Regions from separate parts of the Homo sapiens genome. Here region 2 is linked to region 1. A link is an interaction called in ENCODE POLR2A ChIA-PET data of the cell type or tissue named here. Cell type or tissue: GM12878. All regions are shown on one strand. Each heading gives the region's core, and the rest is flanking DNA. Links, peaks and the distances in the headings are about the cores only. Region 1 overlaps MYO5C (myosin VC). Region 2 overlaps ONECUT1 (one cut homeobox 1).

Region 1 (10,916 bases), core at 1,756-6,755:
CCAGTGGGTCAGTGTGGACATGCCCACGTACCCTTCTCCCTGCTGACAGGGCCCCCATTTCCAATCTCACAGGAAAACCTTGATAGAGGAAAAACATATTTTGAGTGTCAGGGTTTAACTTTGAAGAGTGGTTACATCCAAAAAGAGAAATTCCAGGAGTTTGACATTTAATAGGAAGTAACAAATTCCAATCAGTGACACCTACATGACAGCTGCCTTTTCTGAGGTGGATACAACTTTCTCAGAGACTGGAATCCTCGTGTTACAACAGAGAAGCAACCGCCTGTTGTCCATGTGTGAGGCTGCCTTGCCTTGCCTTGCCTCCTGTGGGCCCCTGGGATCTCAATGGAGTCAGCGGTCAGGGAGAAGCTACATGGGTGGGTCATGTGTGTGCTGCGCATGTCATCCCATGTGATCCTTTACTCTGACTGTCCCTGTGCATTGTGACGGATTTATGAGTTCGTTCCTGGTGCCCTGGAGCACAGCTCGGTCCTGGCGCCCTCTTCTGGAGCTCCTCCAAGTGTCTGGCTCTGCTCCCCACAGGTGCGCTGAGCTAAGGAGCTGGCAGGCCTGACATGCTCATTTCAATAGCTCTTTCTGAACCCGGAGTAGCCTCACTGTTACATAGAAGCAGACGGACACACAACAAGAGTATCATCTCTATACATTAGCCGGCGGATTCTACCCACAAATGAGACCTGATCTGTATTAGTTTGCCAGGGCTGCTGTAACAAATGACCACAAACCAGGTGCTTTAAAACAACAGAAATGTGTTCTCTCAATTATGGAGGTCAGAAGTCTGAAGTCAAGGTGTCAGCAGGGCACACTCCTCCGAAGTCTCTAAGGAAAACCCTTCCTTGCCTCTCCCAGCTTCTAGAGGGCTCCAGGCATTCCTTGGTTTGGAACAGTGTAACTCCAGCCTCTGCCTCTCTGCACCTGGCCTTCTCCCTGTCTCTGTGTTCTTTTCCATCTGTTATAAGGACACCTGCATTGGATTTACAGCCCACCCTAAATTGTAGTAGCCACCTCTCATACTGACCCTTAGCTTACCACAGCTGCAAAGACCCTATTTCCATATAAAGGCACATTCTGGAGTTTGGGTTGGACATGAATTTCAAGGTGACACTGTTCAAACCACTATGTGATGCTTTGAGTCAAAGAAATTTCTTTTTTTTTTCCAGACTCTTTTGTCACTGAATTCTTATTAAGAGATTAAAAAAAAACTTTTAGTAATCATTTCACTATTTATCAAAGAAATTCAAAATCAAAACTAGGTACTATTTTTGCCTGTCAAATTAACAGAGACCTGGGCCTGGCACAGTGGCTCATGCCTGTAATCCCAGCACTTTAAGATGTCATGGCAGAAGTATGACTTGAGGCCAGGAGTTCAACCAGCCAGGGCAACGTAGTGAGACCCCATCTCTACAAGGAAAACTTTAAAAATATATATATAGTGGTGCATGCCTGTAGCTCTGGCTACTCAGGAGGCTGAGGCAAGAGGACTGCTTGAGCCCAGGAGATTGAGGCTGCAGTGAGCTATGATCACACTACTGCACTCCAGCCTGGATGACAGAGCAAAATCCTGTCTCTAAAAATACTACTACTAATAATAATAATAATTAATAGAGATCTTATGCTGCTGGAGAGAACATCTTGAAATGGGCACTGTCATACATGGTTGCTGGGAATATAAATTGGTATAAACTTTCTTGAGGGCTTATTTGAAGGTATGGATCATGAACCTTTGGAAAGTACATTCCCTTTGACTCAGTAACACAACTTGTAAGGTTCTATCCTAAGTAAATACTTGAACATGTGGACGAGATTTTTGTTCAGAGTGATCATCTTAGTGTTATTAATCATAGAGAAAAAAAGCAACCCAAAGGAGAGAAATGCATACCTAACAATAGAGCAAAGGTTAAATTGTTGTATGATATAATATGACTTGGCTGTTAAAATGATGGTTTGAGTATATTATCAATGACATGGGAAAACGTCTGCAGTATAACTAGAGAAAAATGTAGGATTTGAAATTTTGCATGTAATATGATCCCAATTTTATAAAATGTACATTTACCATATTGGGAAAAAAGGAATGAAATCAAAATGTGAAGAGTGGTTTTTTTCTGGGTTATGGGTTGATGGGTGACCCATTTTATTAGATATATTATAAGATGGGCTTGAATTGGAGGGAGGAAGCTGTACTGACACCGCCACTTCTAAGGTCAATAGAGTTCCTAACATGTCTAGCCAGGGACACAGAATGGTGGCAGGGAGAGAGGTGGCCGCACAGAGTAGAAACAGCACAATGTCCCTCGGCCCCAAGAGTCCCTAGAGGGCACACAGCTGCAGTGACCCTGCATGGTGGGTCTTTCTGGGTCAGAGAAGCCTGAATTCTATATGTGTCAAATGCTCAGATGTGGAAGAACTTAAACACTATGTCCTTTATAGGAAATATTTCTAGGTATCCAAGGACTCTTCTGGTTCTTGAGCCAAATTCAGCATGGGCAAGGCCACCTACTTATCAGGAAAGAAAGGCAAAACCAGGCCCAAATCTCTGAACATTTCTCTAGCTCCAGCTTCTGAAATCTAGAAAGCCCATTTTCCCACATTCATATTTTTAAATTCTCTATGATGGGCACTCCTATGTAATAAGAGCAAGATAAATGTAGTATATGCATACAATAGGATATTATTCAGCCATACGAATATATGAAATGCTGATACATGCTACGACATGGATGAATTTTGAAAACCTTATGCTAAGTGAAAGAAGCCAGACACACACACAAAAAACCTATTCTATGAATTTATTTATATGAGATGTCCAGAATAGGCAAATCCATAGAGACAGAAAGTAGATGAGTGGTTGCCAGGTGCTGGAAGGTAATGAGAAACTAGAGAGTGACACTAAAGGTCAGTTTTATTTTTGGAGTAATAAAATGTTCTGGAATTAAATAATGATGATTGTAGCACAACTCTGACTACACTAAAAAACCTTTGAGTTTACACTTTAAATGGGTGAGTTGTACGGTATGCAAATTGTATGTCAATAAAGCTGTTACCCAAAAAAAAAAAAAATAGATTAAAGTGCTTCTAAGCTAAATCCTGGTTTCTTTTTATTGCTGTAGGATCTTGAAGAAGAATTAGACATGAAAGACAGAGTGATTAAAAAGCTACAAGATCAAGTCAAGACACTAAGCAAGACAATTGGAAAAGGTAAGAAACAATACTTGTTTTCTTATTCTTTTGAGCTAAGGCTAACATGCGCTCAAGTGTTTATTTTCTTTCTGGTCCAAAGCTTATGAAACCCAAAGGAATGATTCTCAAGTGGTGAGGTTTGTGACCTAGTGCTGGGCTAACGAAAGGATCCTTTGGGTCAGGAAGACAGCTCCCTCCCACTCAGATGATACCAGATACATTCATGTACTCGCAAGAGACATCCTATAATTAACACATTAACCTCTTCCTCTGTTAGCTCCCTTTTTTAAAAAATGAAATTGTGAACAATTTTTCAATTTACTGCTTTGAAATTCACCTTCTCTCCCTGTTACATATGTAGGATCAGTAAGTATCCAAATTTCTATTAGAAAAGTAGAGAGCTAAGAAGCAGACATCCTGAACATGGACTGCATGGCACACATAAAGCATCCTCGTGAGCCTCTGTGAAAGGGACCCTCCTCCCTTCTTCCCTCCTTCTGCTTCTGTCACTGAACTTTTCTGTGTTCAGCTCCTGCTCACATTTCTCACTCTTTCATTCTTTATTACCTTTTCCCCTTCCTCCCAGCCTTACTGCCAAGGCTGTATCTTGTTTCTTTTTCTATATTCATCTCTTTGAAGAGCAGCTTTATTCTTACTTATCCAACTCTCACCTCAAATTTGAAATGTCCACAAGCAAACTGAGGATCCCTTTCCTTCAGTAATAAATGACAAATGGCAGTCTGCCCCATGAGAGCAGGGCCCAGGTCTGTGCTTCCCAGCCCCCGCTGCATCCCCACTGCTGGGATGAATGAATGAACCATCATTCACCACCCTGGCTCACCTTTCAGACTTCTGACCTCCAGAGCTGTATGATTAAACATTTGTGTTGTTTTAAGCCTCTATGTTTGTGATAACTTTACAGCAGCCACAGGAAACTAATACAGCTGTCTCAGTAAGGATCATGCACATTGGTATTTTGCACACCAAATGTTTCACAAGTCTTCTTTCACAGTAGCATTGGCATCTTGAAGACAAGGCAACATCTTGGATTTCTTTCCTGTTACCATGTGCTGGATACATATCAGGCACTCATAAGGCTCTTCAAAGGATAATTGGGCCTTTTCAGCAGCAGCTGTACTCACTGATGTACTCATAAAGAGGAATCACTACTTGGAGAAATTCTTCAGGATACAATACAGTACAGTTTTAATGTATCTGAAAGCCACAGACATTTACGTGCAAACCAGCCAGAATGGGGTAGGAGAGTAGTCACATTGTGAGACCTGTGAAAGCTGCTTTTGTGTATTTAGCTGATTGTTTGCCTCTGTCTACAGCCAATGATGTGCACTCGTCCTCAGGACCCAAGGAGTACCTTGGAATGCTGCAATACAAGAGAGAAGACGAGGCCAAGCTCATTCAGAACCTCATTCTTGGTAGTGAAACCTGGAACTCTGGATTTTTGCTTTCTCTTTGAGAACTTGCATATCAGTCAGTGCCAAAGTCCTGGGCAGGGGTGGTCCTTTTTCTACTTTTTCTTCCACTGCTTCTTCCCCCAGCCCAGAGTTTCTCAACCTCAGCACTGTTGACCTGTTAACTCTGTGAATGGGGAGTAACAAAGGATGGAGCAGCATCCTTGACTTCTACTCACTAGAAGGCAGCAGCAACCCCTAGTGATGACAATAAAAGATATCTCCAGGTATTGCCGAATGTCCTGTGGGGGCCAAAACTGTCCTCAGTTGAGAACCACTGCCCTGACCTTTTCCAAATTGTAGGACCAGGGTAGAAGAGAAACATCACCTCATTTTTGTGTCTCAGCACAGGAGCCATCATGGAAGCAATTGTGGCTCTGTGCTCCATTTGACTTCTGAGAAATTTCTCTGCGGGCAATGTGATGGGGCTTCCCAGCCATGCCTCAGTTACAGGAATGTCCCATGTGCATGCTCAAGAGTTGGTGGTCATAGAACCAATCTTACTGCACTGTCTTCACTGTGACCTTCCACGTGGTTTTCTGGCATAGGGAGAAAAATCTGCCTCCCTGTCAGCTGGCCCCAAGATCTCAAAACAGAAAGCCAACGTGTAGCCTTCCTTCCTCTTCTGCGAGTGACCCCCTTGGCTCATATGAGCACCTCTACCCTTTTCTTTCCCCTCATCACTGGTGTCATGCAGTGTGAGCCTCTTCTTTGTTCTTCTGTCTTCCTGCAGCCAGGGGACATCCTTGTTTGCTTATCTTAACTTTTTTTGTAAGATTTCTCTCTCCCCTTCATCCCCACTGAGCGTTTCCACCATTCTGTTCTCCTCAAGGCCAGCCAGGCATCCTCTGCTGCACTGGGTGTGCCTGCTTTCCCTATTCAAGGCAGCTTCATGTGACTGTGGACACTGTACGCCATCCTCATCAAAGCGCTTGGAGTAGGGGTGCATGGAATGGAGTTTCTTTCTTACAATGGGGGTCTGAAATCCAGGGTTTCCACACCAGGGAAAAATAAAGATTCTGTCTCTTATTCAACCTTTTAAGAAAGAGAAAGTCCTTTGTAAACAAGAAGAGGAACAAGTGACACCTGTGTATCTTGTGCCAAGAAAGGAGCCAGATGGAATTCCTCAAAGAGGAAATAAATCCATATACATTCAGGCACTGTGTCAAGCACAGAAAAGCAAACAAGCCCCTGCCCCTAGTCACAAGTTCCTTAGGAGAAGAGCTGACCTGTCAGCTGTAATCCTCATTGGCTCTCTCTGCTTCAGACTTGAAGCCCCGTGGCGTGGTGGTGAACATGATCCCCGGGCTGCCGGCTCATATCCTGTTCATGTGTGTGCGCTACGCAGACTCTCTGAATGATGCCAACATGCTGAAGTCCCTCATGAACAGCACCATTAATGGCATCAAGCAGGTGGTTAAGGTAGGAAATGCCTTTGACATTGGCCCCTGGTATCACATCTATGGGAATGACCAGATGCCCAGTCTTTGCCCATCCTGAGCCTCCATTGTGTGGTGAGCCACATGATTCCTCAAACAAGTTTGAGGCCCAACTAGTGAAGGGAGCCACACTGTTAGGGAAAGATAAATGGATGAGCATCTGCCATAGGCCTCAAAGCCTTACCGGCGAGACTGCAACCTGGTAGCCACTGCCCCACCACTGCTATCCCCTTAGGGTGTAAAGTTATCAGCTGTGAGGGGTATAGGTTCTATCTCTGTAACAAGGGTAAATCATGAGAAATGAAATGGAGTGAAAAATTATTCATCTCTTCCCTTGGCAATTATATAATTCTTCTTCCTAAAAGCACATTGTGTATTTTTATTCCCAGTCCACAAATGAAGATGAACTGTGTATTAGTTAGGTTAGTTACTTAGTAAAGTTAAGCTATTGTAGCTATGAGACACCTGCCACCTCCCTTTGCCCAATATACAGTGTCTTAAAGAAGATGGAGGATTTTTCTTTGCTGATAGCGGTTCCATAATGAGCCATCTAGGTTGGAAGGTGGCTCTGTTCCACGTGATCATGAAGGGACCCAGGTTCCTTCCAACTTGCTGTTGGCCATTCCCTAAGTCGGTGTCCTTATTGGAATGACTGGACAAGCAGGCAGCCAGCAGTTTACCACTGGGCAAGAGGGAACCTACCATAGGACACAGACCATGTGTGTATGGTATACATATCAGAAGTCACCAACTGAACTCTTTATGAGCAATCATCTCTTCATGGTGTGACAAGTGGATAATGATCAAAAGTGACAATGACAAAGGGCGGGATTTTGTGAAGGCTAACAGTAACATAAAGTTTATTGCTAATTTCCTTTCCAACTGAAACATAATCCTAAAATCATTCTTAGCATACTGATTATTTTTCCTGGAAACTCCATAAGTGATCAATGAGTAAATAACTGTATCTAAGCATTGAAGATTTTTTTAAGCAGACCTGGATCCTTGCTTACAGGGATAGTTGCTTTGTAAAAAGAGTTCTCTGGTAATGCTTGGCGCATTCTGGAATCTTGGGTGTGGGTAGGGTGGTTGACTTAGTTCTAAGCCAGACCTGGTGCTACCCTGAATGTGGAAATTCCATTAGCCACAGTGGAGTTAGTACAAAAACCTTCTCTCTCTCTCTTTTTCTAGGAAATGACCAGTTTACAGTTATGTTAAAAAGTACCCGTTTCTGGGAATTACAATGTACTGATCCATATTGGAAGGGGGCAATAAGACATAAATAACACTAAAATAACAGTGTTTTCCATGCCCCTCCAAAAGAGAAGTGATGTTTGATATTAGGATATATTTGAATTTTTAGTTAGGGAGACCCTACCTCATTTTTAGTAAAATATGTGTTCTAAAGAGTAATGGGGAATTAAATTCTATTTTAAATACTCTAGGGAAGGCCAGGTGTGGTGGCTCACACCTGTAATCCCAGCACTTTGGGAGGCTGAGGCAGGTAGATCGCTTGAGCTCACAAGTTCAAGACCAGCCTGGGCAACATGGCAAAACCCTGTTTCTACAAAAAAGACAAAAATTGGCCAGGTGCGGTGGTGTGTGCCTGTAGTCCCAGCTACTCAGGAAGCTGAGGTGGGAAGATCACTTGAGCCCGGAAGGCAGAGGTTGCAGTAAGCCAAGATCACACCACTGCACTCCAGCCTGGGTGATAGAGCCAGACCTTGTCTCAAAAATAAATAAATTAATTAATTAATTAATAAACTCTAGGAAGAAAGAAATATAAAAACTAGATTTGTGAGAGATCAGAGTATGGTAATTCTCCTCTCCTTCCAAAAATATCATGAATTCATTATTTATCTGGAGTTAGGAATAGAAAATTCACATTTGTTTGGTGCTGGATACTTTATAGTCACCATCTTCACAGGAGCCACCACAGTGTTTTTGGAAGGGGCTCCCATAAATTGATGTTTTCCCTGTCCATATTTGCATAAATTGGGTTTTCTTAAGACAAGCTGGCATTGTGTTCCAGCCCAGGACACACAGTATTTGCTTCCCCTTGATGCTCTGGAATGTTTCGCCAAATATTCATAAATCAAGAGATGTGTGGTATGAGGACTATAAGACCCCTTTCTCACCAGCATCTTCAGTCTCAACTTCTCTGTGTCCCCCTCCCTCTGCCTTTGCATGTGCCCAGGACCTGCCTCTCCCCACCTCCAGCACACAGCAGTTACAGCAATGTGCCCATATACCCTCTTCAGCCACTATTCCTTTCCCTCCACCCCGGACTGCCAAAGTGCTTAAACTAGTGTTCTCCACCAATTCTCTTTGTCACTCCTTGCAATCTGGCTTCTAACCCATCACTCTACAGAGAGATCACCAGTAACTCCTCTTACTAAAACCAGTGGTGTTTCTTTACTTTTTATTCTCTCTAAATTGACCAAAGCATTAGCACCATCTCCTTGAAAGCTTCCTCCCTTGTCTTTTAAATCCCAGGATTTTCTCTGTTTTCCCCTCTGATCACTGTAGCTCTGCCTTCACTGCTTGTTCCTCTTCTTCCTGCCCTGTAAGTGGAGGCCTTCTCCCCAACAGTCCTAGTCCTGAGCTCTTGTCTCTCCACCCATTTCCCTCAAAGGCTAGACCTCCTTCCTCTCTGAGGTTTCCCTGGCTGCTCTGCCTCCCCATCCTCTCTCCTCGTCCTCTGAGCTTTGGTAGCACAGTCTACAGCCATCGTATGGGCTCTTGACCACCTACTAAAACTCTGTTCTATCTTCCCAGTGAGAGTGTGAACTTAGGAGAGCAAGAAGTGAAACTTGCATTTCTCATGCATTCCTTCAGGACCCACTTCACACTTCATAATGAGTGACACAACCTGTACAGAAACATGTTACAAACTGTGACCTATTAAATAAATATAAGTTCTTATAAGTATAATATGAATTGGATAAAGGCTTTAGTGAATAAAAGAAAAACTAATTTTGGTCAAAAGCTACAAATAACCAAACAGGTAAATGCTCAGAGGTACAAGTAATCATCAAGACCAATTTTGTCTTTTCTTATTTTCCTAAGGAACATTTAGAAGACTTTGAAATGCTGTCCTTTTGGCTTTCCAACACTTGTCATTTTCTCAATTGCCTGAAGCAGTACAGCGGAGAAGAGGTAGGGGGCGCCCACCTGCTTGTTGTTTTGTGCTGACAGCCAGTCTATAACCTCCTCCTGAGCCAGAGCTCAATAGAGCCTCTATCCTCTCCACCAGGAGGCCAACAGCACATTATCTGTTGGACTCTTGGGCATACACCACAGGCAGGAGACTTCTGGAAGCAGCTTAGATTTTGGGCATGGTACTAGGCCTCCTAGGTCTCCATTACTTTTAAATCAATAGGTAGATAAGATGACTTTTAAGTTTCCTTCTGGCTGTAAGACGTTTAGCATTATGACTCTAAAATACAGGCTTTGGTTTAAAATGCCTGTTTCTTCACAGCTGTTCTCTCTACAGGACCCTGACTGTTCCTCCATAATCTATAAATATGTTTCCTTTGCCATTCCGACTCTGCTTCCAGGAGGCTGATGTCATGAAAGAGTTCTCCACCTTCAAGTACTCACAGAGAAAAATTTCATTGAACTAAAATAACAAAGTGGCTTTCAGGGTTTTCAGTGCTCTCCAAAATGGCTGTACCATTGCACAGCCCCACCAGCAGTGTATGATGTTTCCAGTGTCTCATACCTTCACCAACACTTGGTATTGACAGACATTTTTATCCTTTACCAGTGTCAGGGTATAAAATTATATCTTGTTGACTTAAATTGCATTTATTTGGTCACTAGTGAAGTCAAGCATAATTTTATATGTTTATTGGTCATTTGGGTTTCCTTTTGAATTGCCTAGTCACATCCTTCCTTTCTTTTTCTTAGGGTTGGTTTTTTTGTTACTGATTTGTAGGAGGTCTTTATATCATATGGATAGACTGTAGCTTAGCTTCTAATTTTCCTTATGAAGTCCCTTGTCACACAGTTTTTGAATTTTGATATGCTTAAATCTGTCAATCCTATTCTTTTATGATTTGTGTCTTAAGAAATTCTTCCCTGCCCTGAGATCATGAAGATCCTCTTCTAAACTTTTGTAGTTCATATTTAGAGTTCACAATTAATTATGTTTTTACCTATCCAAAATTGGTATGTAAGGTAATGATCTAATATCCTCTTCCATATAGATAACCAGTTGTCCCAATGGAAGGAAGTTAAAATAAAATATAACAGCAATCTGTCTAGTACTATAGAACAAAAGGAGAAGTAAAGAAAATCCAACCTCTGACTAAAAGGAATACCAAAACAGGAGGAGGCACAGACTAGTCCGTTTACAACAAACTGGCATCTGTGAGACATCAGTGGAAGAATGTTTTATTCAGCACTGTTTTATGATCCTTTCTTTGCCCCCTTCAGCCATGTATAGAATATTCTTTTCCCTGTCTGACTGCTTTTTCAGTTACCATATTTTTATTTCTAAAATTTCTCTTGTTCCTTTTCACCTCTGTCTCTTACCACAATGTCCTGTTCTTTTTTTTTTTTCTTTTTCTTTTTTGAGATGGGGGTCTCACTCTGTCACCCAGGCTGGAGTACAGTGGCACGATCTTGGCTCACTGCAACCTTTGCTTCCCAGGTTCAAGCAATTCTCCTGCCTCAGCCTCCTGAGTAGCTGTGGCTACAGGCATGCGCCACCATGCCCGGTTAATTTTTGTATTTTTAATAGAGATGGGGTTTCACCATGTTGGCCAGGCTGGTCTTGAACTCCTGACTTCAAGTGATCCGC
Region 2 (10,916 bases), core at 3,512-8,511, 540 kb before region 1:
GTCAAAGTCAAAAAAAAAATGAAGTCGTATTAGTGGTACCCCAGTGAATCACTTGATTCCCAGAAAAATTCTCTCTGAATTCAGTTGGACTGTAACTTATCTAAGTGGATGCCCCTTATGCCATTAGGTAAAGAATTGGATACTGTAAGTTAATTACCACCCCTACTTAGAACTATGAAATTAAATGTTATCCTAATGATAAGTTGTTTTATTGAGATTCATTAAAAATGCCAAAGAACAAAACTGAACCATCTTGACACAAAACATAACTCCTTAGCATCAAATCTCAGCACCTTGTCTAGGTCTGTAACAGGCAGGCAACTAGAGAGGTAAAGCAAAACCAACAAGCCATCTATCTGTGTCTCCTTCATGTCTGCTGTCGAATGAGAAGAGGAAACCAACATATACTTCTCTTTTGATGAAATACTTCATTTGCCTTGACATGTTTTGTTTTTTGTTTTTAATTTCACCCACAACTCCAGCTTAAAAATTTCCCTTCTAAATATGGCACAATTATAGTTCAGCTATTGAAAGAGACCATTTAAATGGCCACCCTTCAAGATTTACTAAAAAATAGAATCTTGTCAATGACATAAACAAAAAGGAAAAAACTGATTAACATTTTCTCTCTCTCCAGGGATGGAGGGAGCCGGGGATACAGCTACATAATGTATTTATAATTTAGGAGGGAGGAAAGCCTTATTTATTTAAAACGTGATAATTCTAAATGCAGGGAAATTCAAGCTGTGTCTACACACAATCTTACCAAATTCAATACCCCAAGAAAAGAATAGCAGAATTCAGACAACCATGTTTTTTATTTGTTGCTAGTATATATTACCCCCAAAATCAATCCAACTACATGTTACCCTTTTTTTTTTTTTTTTTTTTTTTTTGAGAGAGTCTCACTCTGTCACCCAGGCTGGAGTGCAGTGGTGCAATCTCAGCTCACTGCAACCTGCACTTCCTGGGTTCAAGTGATTCTCCTGCCTCAGCCTCCCAAGTAGTTGGGATTACAGGCGCCACCACGCCCAGCTAATTTTTGTATTTTTAGTAGAGACAGGGTTTCACCATGTTGGCCAGGCTGGTCTTGAACTCCTGACCTCAGGTAATCCACCCGCCTCGGCCTCCGAAAGTGCTGGGATTACAGGCATGAGCCACTGCGCCTGGCTCATGTTACATTTTTGACCAATTATTTTGGTACTGTGTAGGCACAGTCTCACAGAATATTGCTTCATTTTCAGTATCCTACCATAATGGTTTTTTAAGAAACTACCCAGTTATCCTATTTGCTAACACCAAAGATAATTTTCATACCAGCATTGAATTTGCACCCATTATGCAATTTCAGGGCTTAGAGATATATTTTCTCATAAACAGATGCACAAATCAGAGCCTGAAAAGCAATTTTTTTACTCGACTGTTTGAGCATACTCACACCCTTTGCTTTTTAGAAATCGTGATGGACAAACTCAGCTTCTCACAAGCAATACACTTATTACATCATGTATGACTGATTCTTTACTTGCTCCTGAACTGGCATGTAGAAAAAAAACACAATGCTTCCATTCCTATTTAGTGTAACATTAATTTCTGGCTTGAGTTTTTTAATCTACATTCCACAGAGCAGGTCATGTGCCATTTGTTCACCCATCATTTCTCAATTCTTTTGCAAAATTCACCAGAAAAAGGTATCTATCTTACTCTTTTATTTGTACATGTGTTTATTCCAAAACTGCACTTAAAGTAATCCTTTTTTTTTTTTTTTTTTTTTTTTTTTTTTTTTTTTTTTTTTTTGGTAGAATGGAAGTTAGTCTGTTTCTGGCCATAAGACATTCAGGTCCTCTCATCACTGGAAGCTTTCCTGTAGAGGGCAGGGAGTTGTGACGTCTGGACACCCCAAAACCCCAGACTTCAGTAAATGTTCAGGTAAAAGAGCTCTGGATGTCAGGAATTGAGTATTCCAGTCCCTGGATGCAGCTGGAATAGACTCCAAAGACCAAAGAAAATGTGTGGGAAATCCAGAAGTCCTAAATGAACATGTCACTCACTGTGCCCCCTCAAAAAAGCGAAATTATTTTTCCAGGAAAATATAAAAGCACTACGCTACTTTTGGATTCATTCCACTCCCATTGCTACCCCAGGTGAATGACCGTGGTTGCAGGTTAAATGCAAACTTTGCTATACCAAAGAGTCCTAGGACATTTTCACATGAGCTATAAAGGCATATTCCCTAAGAAAGGTCCTCCCTTCTTTGTACATAAAGGATGAAAACTATGCATTTAGCAAACAAAGAGAAAGCACTTCTTTTTCTATCTAGTTGTTTAGGGTGCATTCAAACACCAGAGGCTGTTTTGAGACATGTTTGGCCTTCTGGGTTATTACTGTGGTGTGGTTAGCTTTACAGTACATTTGGTAACTATTTCCTAAATAGTAAGGACAAAGAAGCAGAAGGTAAGAAATAGCGACTTCCACGTGTAAAAAAAAAAAAGAAAAAGAAAAAAAGAAAAAAAAGTGTAAAGATCTACTATTTATAGTGTGAACCAAAGACGCTACCTCACTCAATTTCCATTGGTGATTTTAATCACATTGATGATACCAAAGAATACCAAAGATATTTTCATGCACGGTCTCAGTCTGCAGAGGGAACTCCGCCCCTTCCCTTCCCCCACCCCTCCCCCTTCCTAACTCTTCACTCAGTGTGTAAACTTGTCTTCATTCTTAATAATGATACAATAATGACAACAACAACATTAGGAAATACTACTCTTATTACTGCTAGTTCTACTTGTAAATCTCTAGGCAAACATGTTGCAAACTTTGTAAACTCCTAGGACGAGTGCCTTGCTTGAACCAAAGTGTTAAACCGCTGTTGACCTCTTTCACCTTATACTCTTTGAATACCTCAGCCTCTTAGAAAGGCCACTAATGAAAAAAAAAGGAATAATTATTCACCGTGGTGCTTTTTCCGTGCAACCATGCAATGAAACTTTCTTTGATACCAAAGGATGACTTTTTTTTTTCCCAATTTCTTGCTGATAAACCAAAGCTCCTCCTCCTTGTTCCCTCTCAAGTTCCCCCCACCTGACTTCACCTGTCCCTCCACCAGGCAGGCCGTGCATAACTTTTACCAATTCCTCCAAATACCTCATAGTAATAAAGTTTTAGGGTTATGTTGTATAGAGAGTCTATGTGATAAGGCAGAACTTACTAGTTTGATAATTGTTAAGGTTACTTTAAAAAAAACTTTATAATTCTTATTTATTTTGTAGTTTGTATGTTTGGGATGTCCCCCCCCCCTCTTTGATTTGGGGTTTATTTTCTTGGCAGAACTGCTCTATTGCTCAAGGAAGACTTAGTTTCTGGAAATATTCCCCGGGTGAGTTAAGGGTTGTGTAAAAATGCAAGAATGGAATACGAAATGATTTTCATTTTGATGGTTACTTATGAAGTTTTTGTGTTCCGTAGAAAATTTGTTTCCACAGGGTAAAAAAATATATATATATAAAATCTCTTTTCTGTGAAGCTGGTTCCTATTTTTCTCTATAATGTGCTGTGATTTTTTTTAATTTAATTACATTTTATATGAGCTTATTTAATCACTGCTTTAATTTATGACTGTGTAGTTTTTAAAATGTATATAGTAGAATCAAAATGGCCAAAGCTTTATGTTACAATCTTTTTGTTCTCGATGCTAAGATAAGCTGAAGGCAAGAGCTTCTCTTAACTGCAGGGTGTATCTTTAGCTTTTTCTTAGTAGGTACTTCAATGTGTGCTGTAAACACTGCCAGGTCCCCCTCAGAAACTTGTACATGCCAAAGTGAGTGTTTCAAGATAGTCCTTTTTGTCATTTAGACAGAAGAAAGGCATTGTTCGTGTTCTTCCTTTAATTTATTAATTTTTTTTTAGAAAAGATTACTTTGCAGGTAAGACCTGAAATTCCAAAGAATTTGAGACTTTTTTAATATTTCAAAGCACCGGCATTTGTGAGATACTTTGCTACTTCTTTTTTTTTTTTTTTTTTTTAACCATTCGCACGGGTATGAAAAGTAGAGTGTAAAAACTCAGAGAGACAAGCTAACTTGAATTTGGAAATCCTCTAGGTTTTCCCAAGTTTCTGAATTGCTTCAAGGCAGGGGGCAGGGCATGGAGACACAGTTCCTTTTGCAAAGCTGAGAGGAGAGTGTAATGGCCTCATGCCCTTAAGCAGAAAGTCAAGGCTGGGGAGCAGCTGACCCAGCCCCTACCCCTCTGGCCAGTCCACAGTAGACACAAAATACAATTGCTTGGCCTCAATTATCAATAGAATTTAAGAGAAAAATCAAAGTTACACATCCCTCTCCACATCAGTTTCTTGGAATCTGCTACTCATGACTGCCCCTCCTCTCCCCACGCGCCCCTACCAAAGTCACAGGAGTCATCCTCAAATGTCAGGGTACTGGGGTGAATGTACTCCACGCCTCTCTGAGTTTGTCTCTGCTCACTCTTCATCTTCCCACTGGTTTCTTTTCTGCACTAGAGATGATCCCTGCCCTCAGCTCCCTTCATGGAGGCAGTTCAGATACTTGGCCCTACCTGTGATGAGCACACACACAGAATTCTCAACTGACAGTGGCATCCTCAGAAGAGTCGGTGCCCACTATTTTGTTTTATTTTGCTGAAAGAAGTTGCCCTCACTACACATCATAAACCCATAGATGTAAATACTTTCCCTCTCAACATACAAATTTTACCTTTCTCTTTCCCTCCCACAGGGGTGACTGTGGTGGGGAAGGAAAGAGAGGGCTTAGACTTCAGGTCAAATGTTACATTTTCTTAGGAACATTTTTATACTCATTATGTATTTTAATAGGGCAATAAATCTGCTTTGGGTTGCAGGATCACTCAGTGTTCTGTTGGAAAGCATTGACCAATGATTTGTTTTTAATACAAATGCTGTGCGATGAGTTATAGAAACCTAGGACAATGGTTGAGGGAGTCGACTCCTACATCAGCAGTGAAGCGCTGAGCGGCGTTGTATTCACAAAGTCACATCTTCTGTTTCTGTGTTAGTCTCGATTTGTTGTGGTACGTTCTGCATTTATTACATAATCATTGTGGGCTCATTTTAGATTTGCCATCTGAACCAAGTGACAAGTATTTTTCAATACAATAAAGTTGAAAACCTTGTCTTCCACTTGCTTTGGTAGTTGTCTTCATATCTCCCTGTGCTTATTGCCCTGTCTGAATCAGCCCATCTGTCACTCACTTAGACCTATCCCTTCCCCACTTTTTCTACTTTCACTACACTTTTGACCTTAGCTATTGTTTGAGTGTGACTCAGTTTCCCTGTTCAAGTTAGCTTGATGGTTTATTATGTAAGGAGGGTGCCTAAGACAATCATCAGGTAAAAATAAAATAAAATAAAATAAGATCAGTAGAGTAGAAAATCTTCCAAGAGCAGAGGGAGTTCTTCCTTAGCAATGAAAAAAAGACAAAAAAAAAGGGTAAATACATAATTAAATAGTTAATTAAAACCCTAACCATGAGGGGCTTAGAAGATTTTTTGATAAAAGACAAATGTTGCTGTCATTTTCTTTGTCAATTAGAAAACAGTGGTAGTTTCTACGTTGCATCTACATTTCAGACTAAATGATTATTGTACCCAGTTATGGTTGTTTGCTAATATTTTGTCTCTCTCTCTTTCTCTCTGTCCGATGCTTCTTCTGTATTTTTGTGTGTAGCAACAAAAACGTGTAATGCATTAGGCATTATTCTGGTTTGTTTCTGAGTATCTCCTGTACTGCATTAAGGTTTCTTTCATTTATTTTAAGCTTCGCTACTGTTCTCACTTTATGCCGTGCAATATCATCTGCTGTGTTTGCTAAGCAAAAAAGAAAAAAAAAAAAAAAAAAAAGCAAGTGATGATGCCATCATGCTTTTCAGTGTTAAAATGTTTCAGCATTTATGTAGTCACCAAAATGTAGTAAATAAAATGTTGGATTTTCCAGCACTTTAAATTTAGACAATCCTTGCCTTCTTTTGTTTTTATTCTACCTGAAATCCTAAGCAAGTAGCTCATCGAGTTTCTTTGGAGGAAGGGTGAAACGGAGAGGACAACACGCTTGAAAACAAAAGCCAGTGCCATGGTCAAAGAAAGATTAATGCAGGGAAATAAAGAGATGTTCTCTAGTGGAGCAAAATAATGCTTTTAAATGAAAGTGGAACATTCTATTTCTAGAGATTAGCCATTTATATTAACCTGATTGACTCTCAGAAGAAGTAAAAATTATTATTAGAGAGGATGGTCCTTAAAAGCCCTCTCCAGTAAAATAACTTGTGTAGGCAGTTGTGTGTGTCAGAAGCTGGGGGGCAGGGAAATTAAGGTCCTCTTTAATACAATGTAGTAACCGATCAAGAGGCCTGGCTCGGGAAACACAGTTTGGCTTTCCTGCTGTGCTGATTACTAATTGTGAGACCTTAGGCAAATTACTTAACTTCCCTCAGTCTGTTTCCTCATCTGTAAAATAGGCATAAGTATCTACATTATAGCGTGGTTGTGAGGATTAGACACTAGAAGTAGGTAAAGCTTAGCCCAGTGTCCGGCATATAAATCCTCCATAAATCTTAGCTATATTTATTATCAGCAAATTAGATAGATGATAGATAGACAGATTGATTGATTGATTTAGAGACAGGGTCTTGCCACGTTACCCAGGCTAGCGTCAAACTCCTAGGCTCAAGCGATCCTCCTGGGCTTCAGCCTTCCTAGTAGCTGGGATTACAGGCTCAGCAAATATCTTAAAATGCAGATTTTTTCCAGTTAAAAAAACTATTTTTGTCCGGGCGCGGTGGCTCACACCTGTAATCCCAGCACTTTGGGAGGCCAAGGTGGGCGGATCATGAGGTCAAGAGATCAAGACCATCCCAGCCAACATGGTGAAACCACATCTCTACTAAAAATAGAAAAAACATTAGCTGGGCGTGGTGATGCATGCCTGTAGTCCCAGCTACTCAGGAGGCTGAGGCAGCAGAACCACTTGAACCCGGGAGGTGGAGGTTGCAATGAGCCAAGATCGTGTCACTGCACTCCAGCCTGGCGACAGAGTGAGACTCCGTCTCAAAACAAAGAAGTAGACAAACAAAAAAACTATTTTCTAAGGTTTTTCATTTTTTAAATATAGGGGTAAGACTGATCTCCCTTTTTAAATTTTTATTTATTTATTTATTTATTTTGAGATAGGGTCTCCTTGTGTCACCCAGGCTGGAGTGCAGCGGCATAATCACCGCTCACTGCAACCTGGACCTCCTGGGCTAACGTGATCCTCCTGCCTCAGCCTTCCAAGTAGCTGCAAATACAGGCACATGCCACCATACCCCACTAATTTTTGTGTGTGGGGTTTTTTTGTTGGTTTGTTTGTTTTGTTTTGTTTTTGTAGAGACAGGTTCTTGCCACGTTGCCCAGGCTGTTCCTGAACTCCTGGCCTCCCAAAGAGCTGGCGTTATAAGCATGAGCCGCTGTACCCAGCCTTGGCTATTTTTAATGAAGGTGATATTAATGTTCTTCTACAAAGCTTTTTGTGGACATTTTCTAAAAAGTTTTATTCTGAAATAATTTCAAACTCACAGAAAAGTTGCAAGGATGCATAAGGAATTCTTATGTACCTATTAGCCAGATTTAACAATGCTTTATATTTTGTCACATTTGCTTTATCATTCTCTGTGTATATGTTTACATAATTATTTTCCTGGAACCTTGGGAGAATAGGTTGCATATATCATGCCCATTTATCTCTCAATACTTTCACATGTATAGTCATGAGTGGGCTTTGGGGCATACCAGTGGGATGGTGGGAGGTATGCTGAGCTCTGCCCCAAGGATGATTAATATCAATTTCAATACTATATAAACATTTTGTTCCTATATAGCTCTGTTCTCTCTTGTGATGATCAGTTTTATGTGTCAACTTGACTAGTCTCTGGTCCCCAGTTACTCATTCAAACACTAGGTGTTGCCATGAAGGTATTTTGTGGATGTGATTGCTGTTCATAATCAGCTCACTTTAAATAAAGGAGAATATCTCACACGGGTGTGCAGAGCAGTCCAGATTCTCAGGAATATATTGAAACTTTTCAAAGCCCTCAATGGGGTAAAGCAAAAAGTATCTGAGACAGGTCTTGATCAATTTAGACATTTATTTGGCCAAGTTTAAGGACTTCCCTGGAAGAAAAAAACACAGAATCACAGAAACAGTCTGTGGTCTGTGCCTTTCTCCAAAGATGAATTTGAGCACTTCAATATTTAAAGGGGCAGAGTGGACTGGAGGGGAAAGAGGGAAGGCATGGTCATCCACATGTTGCAAGGGAAAACGAGCAGTAGGGGAAGAGTCAATTATATATTCCTCTCACTCTCAGTAAATCAGCACATTATATAAGATAACGTGAACATAGAGTAGCTACCTGTGAAGATATTTGACCTTTTATCTGTAGCTATCTGCTTAGGAACAAAAGAAAAGGCAGCTTCTTGCATGACTCAGCTTTCAGATTAATTTTTTCCTTTTGGCAGAGTAAAGTAGGGTCCCAAGTTTTTACTTTCCTTTCACATTTCATATCTCATTCCCCAAATTTTCCTTTAAGATTTTTGGTCAGCTTTTGAGTTGGTCTCAACTGTTGTCACTGGCTCAGGCAACTGCAATATTAAACAATCATCCCTGATTGTTTTTGTTGTTCAGTTTTTTGGTGGGGACAGAGTCTTGCCATATTGCCCAGGCTGGTCTCAAACTCCTGGGCTCAAGCAATCCTCCCACCTCGGCTTCCCAAAGTGTTGGGATTACAGGTGTGAGCCACCACACCCAGCCCCCTGATTGTTTTTGACAAATGCCTCAGGAATTGATGGAAACTGAGTTGAGACAGGAATAACACAGGGTGGTCACAAGAGAACAGAAAATTCCAGGCAGTAGTTTCGCATGGCTAAGCAAAAGGTAACTGTCAGAATAGCTGCAGGGTTGTGAACCAAGCTGGCTAAGACTAACTGGACCCAACATGGCACTGGATTTGACCTAGGTTTCTCCTAGGAATTCATTGTATGCTCATTAACATACTCAATCACATGCCCATCAGTACCATAACAGTTACGGGAATACCTGTATTTGGTGTAAAAATGAGTGGCACCAGAGTTCCAAGAAATCTCTACTTTTTTCCAGGAATCTTCATGAATATTCCACCCCTTTGGTGAAAGAAACGCATGAAGATAGAAACCACAAACCCCATTGTAAGACTCTCTCTTGAGTATGCACACTCCCCTTTTTTTGAGTTTTCCCTTTATAATAAATCTCCACGCTTTCCCTGTTTTCTGACTCATCCTTGAATTCCTTCTCATGATGATGTCAACATTCTGGACACTGCTGGGGTCAAGGTCCCACCTGCTTTTGTGGGCCTCCCTCAGCCCACTGGCATCAGAGCCAGGTAAAATGTTTAAAAGCCCTGTGAATGGAGGTTCCCAGAGAACTTCCTGATAAGTCAAAGAATGACCATGATCTGAGAACGGTGTTTTGAGAGAGCACCAAACCCCTTGTGCCGTCCCCCTCCCCCTCCAGAGGCTGCCAGGCTGTTAGTTTTTAAGGAGACTGCAAAGCTGCGGAGGAGGGTGTATGAGTCCATTCTCACACTGTTATAAAGATACTACCCGAGACTGAGTAATTTATAAAGGAAGGAGGTTTAATTAACTCACAGTTCCACATGGCTAGGGAGGCCTCAGGAAACCCAATCATGGCAGAAGGGGAAGCAAGGAAGCAGGCACCTTCTTCACATGGTGGCAGGCAAGAGACAGAGTGAGGAGTGAAGGAGGAAGAGCCCCTTATGAAACCATCAGATTTTGTGAGAACTCACTCACTATCATGAGAACAGCATGGGAGACCATCCCCCATGATCCAGTCACCTCCCACCAGCTCTCTCCCTACACACGTGGGGATTATGGTGATTACAATTCAAGATGATATTTGGGTGGGGACACAGCGAAACCGTTGAAACAGCTCCATTGTCTGGAGTAAATACCTGGGGTTCATTGTCTCACACCAAGAAAAGTAAGGACACAGTCACACACAAGGAGTGGGTTTAGCACTGCAAAGTCTAATAGACAAAGAAGAGGAAAGGGAGAGAAAGATTTCTCATTTGGAGAAAGCAGGTCACCCAAGAGAGGGTTTCCAGGTTTGGGGTGGAACGTGATTGATTTTGTAGAGAGGCTTGAGGAGGCAGTGATCGAGTTACATAGGGCCCAGGGGATTGGTTTGACTAGGTGTGTCATTTACATAGCCTACGGAGAAACTGGCCCTCCCACCCTAATCGTTTATTATGCAAATGTGACTTCTACCTGGCTGTCGCCGTGACACCTGCACACGTGGCTTTACCTGGCTGATGCCATGAAACCCGCACATATGGTGACAAAGAAAAGGGAGCGGGAATCACCATATTGAATGTACCTGGCTTCCAGATACACCTGCTGGCATTTACATATGCAAGCACCTAGCTTGCATATCTATGCCTGAAGCTTGATTTTTCAGGCTGCTTTCTGTTAGTGAAGAAGTGGTTTGGGGGCTGCTTTTTATTAAAGGAAAATTCCACTGAGAACTCTTTTACCTGCTCTAACTGACTAGAATAATTTCTTAGTAACTCCTGTATTACCATATCAGAGGGGATAGGAATAGCCCAAGTTAAAATTTTCACTCACGTCCGTGTGAAGAGACCACCAAACAGGCTTCGTGTGAGCAATATGGCTGTTTATTTCACCTGGGTGCAGGCGGGCTGAGTCCAAAGAGAGAGTCAGCGAAGGGAGATAGGGGTGGGGCCGTTTTATAGGATTTGGGTAGGTAAAGGAAAATTACAGTCAAAGGGGGGTTGTTCTCTGGTGGGCAGAGTGGGGGTCACAAGGTACTCAGTGG

What was found. Peaks named below come from ENCODE experiments on the same cell type or tissue, not always from the same donor. Only the 100,000 strongest peaks of a DNase experiment are listed, where the experiment ranks them.
Region 2: POLR2A ChIA-PET joins it to region 1 with 6 read pairs; 2 of 35 experiments call an interaction of 5 or more read pairs at or near these places.

What each region holds. Positions count from the first base shown.
Region 1 is chr15:52,206,906-52,217,821 of GRCh38, reverse strand. It overlaps MYO5C (myosin VC), which reads left to right. Exons shown (of 41, transcript NM_018728.4): 33 at 3,132-3,219; 34 at 4,536-4,634; 35 at 5,938-6,092; 36 at 9,179-9,268. Among named protein-coding and RNA genes, the nearest start is that of GNB5, 21 kb to the right of the region's middle. In GM12878, for the core only: no CTCF peak of the experiment used is centred there; no DNase peak of the experiment used is centred there.
Region 2 is chr15:52,744,986-52,755,901 of GRCh38, reverse strand. ONECUT1 (one cut homeobox 1) reads left to right here. Exons shown (of 2, transcript NM_004498.4): 2 at 1-849. Among named protein-coding and RNA genes, the nearest start is that of ONECUT1, 40 kb to the left of the region's middle. In GM12878, for the core only: no CTCF peak of the experiment used is centred there; a DNase peak (open chromatin) is centred at 6,451.